2 separate regions of the Homo sapiens genome follow, and region 2 is linked to region 1. A link is a contact called in ENCODE Hi-C or POLR2A ChIA-PET data. All regions are on one chromosome and are shown on one strand. Each heading gives the region's core, a stretch centred on a gene start or an enhancer-like site at or near the end of the contact. The rest is flanking DNA. Distances are from core to core; before and after follow the strand shown.

Region 1 (2,700 bases), core at 56-2,555:
AGAGCTGTGTTAAGGACTTAGGCCCTGGAGTCAAATGCCTCTGCTCACATCCCACTCTGCAAGACTTTGGGCAACTTAAGCAGCAGCCTCTGTTTCCATCGCAGTGGCTCTTGCCTATAATCCCAGCACTTTGGGAGGCTGAGGCGGGAGGATCACTTGCGCCCAAGAGTTCGAGACCACCCCATCTCTACAAAAAAATCCAAAAAGTAATCTGCTTCCTCATGTGAATGTCGTTGTAAGGAGTGAGATAACACATAGAGTGCAATGAGCAAGTCCCAGCACAGAAGACTCATTTCATAAAATACGTGTTTATTATTACCATAGGCCTACAGTCCCCGGTATTCTTAACACATCTTGCCTGAGAAGTATCACACTCATGCCTATCAACCAGCTCACACATTTAATCAAAGGAATTTGGCAGCTGTAGGGTTGTCTTTTCATCCATATCGTCCCTGGAATTAACTGTCCTGCTATACCAGTCAGATTGAGCAGCATCTGTCAAGAGTTTCAGTCCCACTTGCAGAGGAAAGGCTCTCTGGCTTCGGTCCGTGGCTCTCCGTAGGTGCCGTGTCTGGACCCAGCCTACCTTCATCTCTGTTAGGCTTAGGGCTGTCTCCACACTGTGTCTTGTCCAATCACAAGACTTCAACGGAGCGGGCGGTCTGGCCTAGGCTCTTATGCGTGGGATGTCTGCAGGCCAACAATCCCAGTCGGGATTCGAAGCCGCGCGCAGTGCCCGGAATGACCCCTCCACATTGATGCCACTGTAGAGCCCGGAAGGAAAAGCAAGCGGCCTCGGCCCCGCACAGCCCAGGATTAAATGTTTGCGCCAGGGCCCCTCTGGCTACCTGGTGGTGGCCCCGAGCGGCCTCGGAGGCCGCGGCGTAGCTCCTGGGTGAAGGCGTCTCTAAATCGCTCAGCGCGGCGGCACAGGGAGCCCACGGGCCCAGCCGCGAGGTCCTGCAGGCGGCGGGCCGCGTCCTGGCCCCGCAGCTGGGCCTGCAGCAGTGCGAAGGCCGTGAGCTGCGCCGCACGTCGGATAGGCCGCGACTCTGACAGACGTTCCACCAGCTGCGGGCTGTGCAGCAGGGCGGCCAGCAGCCGCCGCAGCACCATCTTCTCCAAGCGCCCGGAACCCGACCTCGCCGCCCTCGTCTTCCGCCCCGCGGCGCCCGACCCGGACGTCTATGCCCCCGCGCAGCTTGATGACGACACGCCGCCCTCGGATTGGGTCCAATGAGATGCTCGCCTCCGCGCGTTTCCGCTTCCGCCATCGCGGACGCAGCCTCGTGCCGGGAGTCGCCGCATTGTGGTCCGCTTCTCTGCACTATGTCGGGTGGCCTCCTGAAGGCGCTGCGCAGCGACTCCTACGTGGAGCTGAGCCAGTACCGGGACCAGCACTTCCGGGTGAGGGAGGCCGGGCCGCGAGACGGGAAGGCCCTGGGCAAGAACGCTGAGAAACGGTTTGCTCTTGTCTCATTGTGTCGCCTCCCATTCAGCTGAAATCCGCAAACGCCAAGTGGGGCCCCGGTGCCTGCTGGCGAGGCAGGGAATGGGTGCTGGAAGGGCGCTTGGATATCACTGAAGCCACTTGCTCTGGAAGACGGGGAACTGGAGGCTCGCTTATCCCATTCGCTCGCAGCCGCTCCCTGTACCCCAGCCAGTGCCGAGAGGTTTGAGCGGTGGTGGTGGTGGCGGCTCCCGTTTCCACGGTTGTGCCTCCGCAGACGACTACGTAGCAAGGGGGAGGGGTGCCCTTCTCTCTCCCAGAGTAGGCAGAGGCGCCTTCCTGATGCAGATGCGGGGCTTTTTGCTTTGTTTTTTAAATCGGCGAAGCAGTGCCCTTCGGCGATTCGGGCCCCTTCTCTGGGAGGATGGTGTTACGGAAGCTGTACGCGGTGCGTGGGAGACACAAGTGGAGTCCTCACTCCGCCCTCGGGGAAGCTTCGGAGTGGGGAGGTGGACCCGCCAAGCTCGGCACTTTGAGGGTGTTCGGATGTAAAGATCGGAGAATTGCTGGATTTCAGAAGAGGGAAATTTTTAGTCCGGACTATATCACAGTATATTTTGTGGAAAAAGGGGAGGCAGCAGATATTCAAAGTAGACTTTTCAGTATCAGCGGAGGTAGGGATGGAATACGGTTGGGGGTTGGCGGGGCGGGACTCATTAACCCAATTATTTAGTAAACGTTTATCGAGTGCTGTCGCCAAATCCTTGTGCTAAACCCTAGAGGGAGAGGGAAGACAGTTTCTGCGCTCTGCGAGCTCATAATCCCCTGTAGTGAGGATTCAGAAAAGGGAAAAATCCCCTTGTGACTGGGAAAGGAAGGGGCGCATATAGCAGAGGGTAAGTGTGGAGAATGTGTGAAATGTGTTACTAGAGTAGGGAAAGGGAAATTTTGTTTGACGCTAAATTAGGGAAGCTCTTAGATTTATTTAGTCAAGGCTGGGAACGGTGGCTCACGCCTGTAATCCCAGCACTTTGGGAGGCTGAGGCGGGTGGATCACGAGGTTAGGAGTTCAAGACTAGCCTGGCCAAGATGGTGAAACCCCGTCTTACTAAAAATACAAAAATTAGGCGGGCGTGGTGGCAGGCGCTTGTAATCCCAGCTATTCGGGAGGCTGAGGCAGGAGAATCGCTTGAACCGGGGAGGTGGAGGTTGCTGTGAGATCGCGCCACTGCACTCCAGCCTGGGCAACA
Region 2 (2,700 bases), core at 2-2,501, 260 kb after region 1:
TCTTTGCTTTCCTCTCCCACTCTAGCTCCAAACTCGCATTTGCAGTTGTATAAAGGGGGGAAATACATGAATTTTTAGAAATAAAATTTGTCTTACCAATGGGATTGGAATTGTAATCCCATTCTCTTAAACTCATTTTAAACCCCTACTAAATCTTTGAACCTTTTCTACTTTATCACATGGTTAGAATGGGTGAAGTTCCATTACTCAATTCTTTCATCACTTAATTAAATCCAATTAATCTATTGACTGCTTTGCTCAATCTTTTTTTTTTTTTTTTCCAGACAGAGTCTTGATCTGTCGTCCAGGCTGGAGTGCAGTGGCACAATCTCGGCTCACTGCAACCTCTGCCTCCCGGGTTCAAGCGATTCTCCTGCCTCAGCCTCCCGAGTAGCTGGGATTACAGGCATGTGCCACCACACCCGGCTAAATTTTTTGTACTTTTAATAGAGATGGGTTTCACCATGTTGGCCAGGCTGGTTTCTAACTCCTGACCTCAGGTGATCCGCCTGCCTCGGCCTCCCAAAGTGCTGGGATTACAGGCCTGAGCCACCGCGCCTGGCCAATCTGTTTAATCTTGAATTCTCTTCATATTCTTTCTATGACTAGTGCTACAGCGGTGCTGGATGTTTAAGTGATCTTCAGCTGAATTCCGCATCTCCCATGGCTTTGACTCTGTAGTCACCTCCCCTAAAAGTCATGCTGATGACCTGAAGACATGGACACGCTCCACAATCCATGCGATATAGAGGAGAAGGAAAATAAGAATGAAAACAAATACTAAACACTATCATTCCTCTAGGGTAGGGGTGTCCAATCTTTTTTCTCCCCACATTAAAAGAAGAATTGTCTTGGGCCATACATTAAAAAATACACTAACACTAATGATAGCTGATGAACTAAAAAAAAAAAAAGTCACAAAAAAAAGCTTATCAATTTGTGTTGGGCTGCATTCAAAGCCACCTGGGCCACATGCAGCCCGCGGGCAGCAGGTGGGACAAGCTTGCTCTAGGGTAAGTGGATGACTCCTGGAACTTCCTGCAATGTGTGGTTGGACCACTGATAGTCGTGGGCGGGAGAAAGCACTGAGGAGGCAAGACAATGAGCGATTCGAACGCGGCTGTGCATGACAAGGAAGACACTGCGTGGTTTTTGTTTTACACTTTGCACATTTTATTTTTAGCCTCGCCACTGCCCACATGGTTCTAAAAATTACCACCAGGGGGCAGAAGGGTGCCAATGTCCATTGTCTCTGCTACGTTTGGGTTTTCCTTTCCGAATTTCCTCACAGAAGAATTTCTGATCCTATTATACAGATTAAGAAACCAAGGAGCAGAGTGAAGTAAGTGGTAGGCAATCCAGCATTTTGTGAGTGGCAGTGGCAGGAGTTAAACACTGGTTTGGGTAAATACAAGGACTAGGCACTTTCAGAGCTCACCTGAGTTTAAAAACATTTTACAATCCTCTTTGATTAAATGCAATACATTAAGAAAACTTCAAACAGGCCAGGCGCGGTGGCTCACGCCTGTGATCACAACACTTTGGAAGGCCGAGGCAGGCGGATCACCTGAGGTCAGGAGTTCGAGACCAACCTGGCCACCGTGGTGAAACCCCATCTCTACTAAAAATACAAAAATACGGGCATTGTGGTGAACACCTGTAATCCCAGCCACTCAGGAGGCTGAGGCAGGAGAATCGCTTGAACCCGGGAGATGGAGGTTGCAGTGAGCCGAGATCGCACCACTGCACTCCAGCCTGGGTGACAGAGCAAGACTCCGTCTCAAACAAAAACAAAACACTTCAAACAATGTTACTGTAACTCCTTCTATTTTCCTGTTTTGTGTTTCACTTATCACCAGTTTTTGTCACTCATAGTCTTTTCAGCTCTGTGTCCATTGTAAAAGAGGGGGACTTGCCCCTTTCGACTAATATCGACTTTATGTCCCTCCATTAAGAAAACCTTGGCCAGGCGCGGTGGCTCAAGCCTGTAATCCCAGCACTTTGGGAGGCCGAGACGGGTGGATCATGAGGTCAGGAGATCGAGACCAGCCTGGCCAACATGGTGAAACCCCATCTCTACTGAAAATACAAAAAATTAGCCGGGTGTGGTGGCGGGTGCCTGTAGTCCCAGCTACTGGGGAGGCTGAGGCAGGAGAATCACTTGAACCCGGGAGGCGGAGTGTTGCAGGAAGTCACCAGCTGAAGCCATGACAGAAGAACGTGGATTGTGAAGATTTTATGGACATTTATTAGTTCCCCAAATTAATACTTTTGTAATTTCTTATGCCTATCTTTACTGCAATCTCTAAACATAAATTGTGAAGATTTCATGGACACTTATCACTTCCCCAATCAATACCCTTGTGATTTCCTATGCCTGTCTTTACTTTAATCTCTTAATCCTGTCAGCTGAGGAGGATGTATGTCACCTCAGGACCCTGTAATAATTGCATTAACTGCACAAATTGTACAGCATGTGTGTTTGAGCAATATGAAATGTGGGCACCTTGAAAAAAGAACAGGATAACAGCAATTGTTCAGGGAACAAGAGAGATAACCTTAAACTCTGACCACATGTGAGCAGGGCAGAACACAGCCATATTTCTCTTCTTTCAAAAGCAAATGGCAGAAATATCGCTGAATTCTTTTTCTCAGCATGGGACATCCCTGAGAAAGAGAATGCACCCCTGAGGGTGGGTC

The links. A loop is a pair of places that touch in the nucleus more often than their neighbours do. ChIA-PET counts read pairs that join two places held with the same protein, here RNA polymerase II (POLR2A). Pooled maps may share reads with other maps.
Region 2: a loop to region 1 is called in a map of mammary epithelial cell, with 2.7 times the contacts of the local background. The contact joins the enhancer-like site here to the promoter of NCBP2 in region 1. A Hi-C loop is called at or near these places in 2 of 168 maps with a recorded cell type or tissue (PC-9 and mammary epithelial cell) and 12 of 50 pooled maps. POLR2A ChIA-PET finds 5 or more read pairs at or near these places in 3 of 52 experiments (K562, activated CD4-positive, alpha-beta memory T cell and activated T-cell).

Annotation. Positions count from the first base shown.
Region 1 is chr3:196,941,133-196,943,832 of GRCh38, reverse strand. It overlaps NCBP2 (nuclear cap binding protein subunit 2), which reads left to right and starts at 1,305. Exons shown (of 4, transcript NM_007362.5): 1 at 1,305-1,407. The coding sequence starts at 1,330. NCBP2AS2 (NCBP2 antisense 2 (head to head)) reads right to left here and starts at 1,159. Exons shown (of 1, transcript NM_001355243.2): 1 at 290-1,159. The coding sequence starts at 1,116. The coding sequence ends at 817. NCBP2-AS1 (NCBP2 antisense RNA 1) reads right to left here. Exons shown (of 3, transcript NR_046630.1): 2 at 2,691-2,700; 3 at 1,299-1,440. RefSeq lists enhancers at 702-861, 626-1,299, 1,082-1,381, 1,432-1,571, 1,602-1,841 and 1 more.
Region 2 is chr3:196,683,587-196,686,286 of GRCh38, reverse strand. No RefSeq gene overlaps it. Among named protein-coding and RNA genes, the nearest start is that of CEP19, 27 kb to the left of the region's middle. Within about 2 kb of position 1,251, at least 6 of the 41 ENCODE cell types and tissues checked have a DNase peak (open chromatin) inside an H3K27ac peak, as active enhancers do.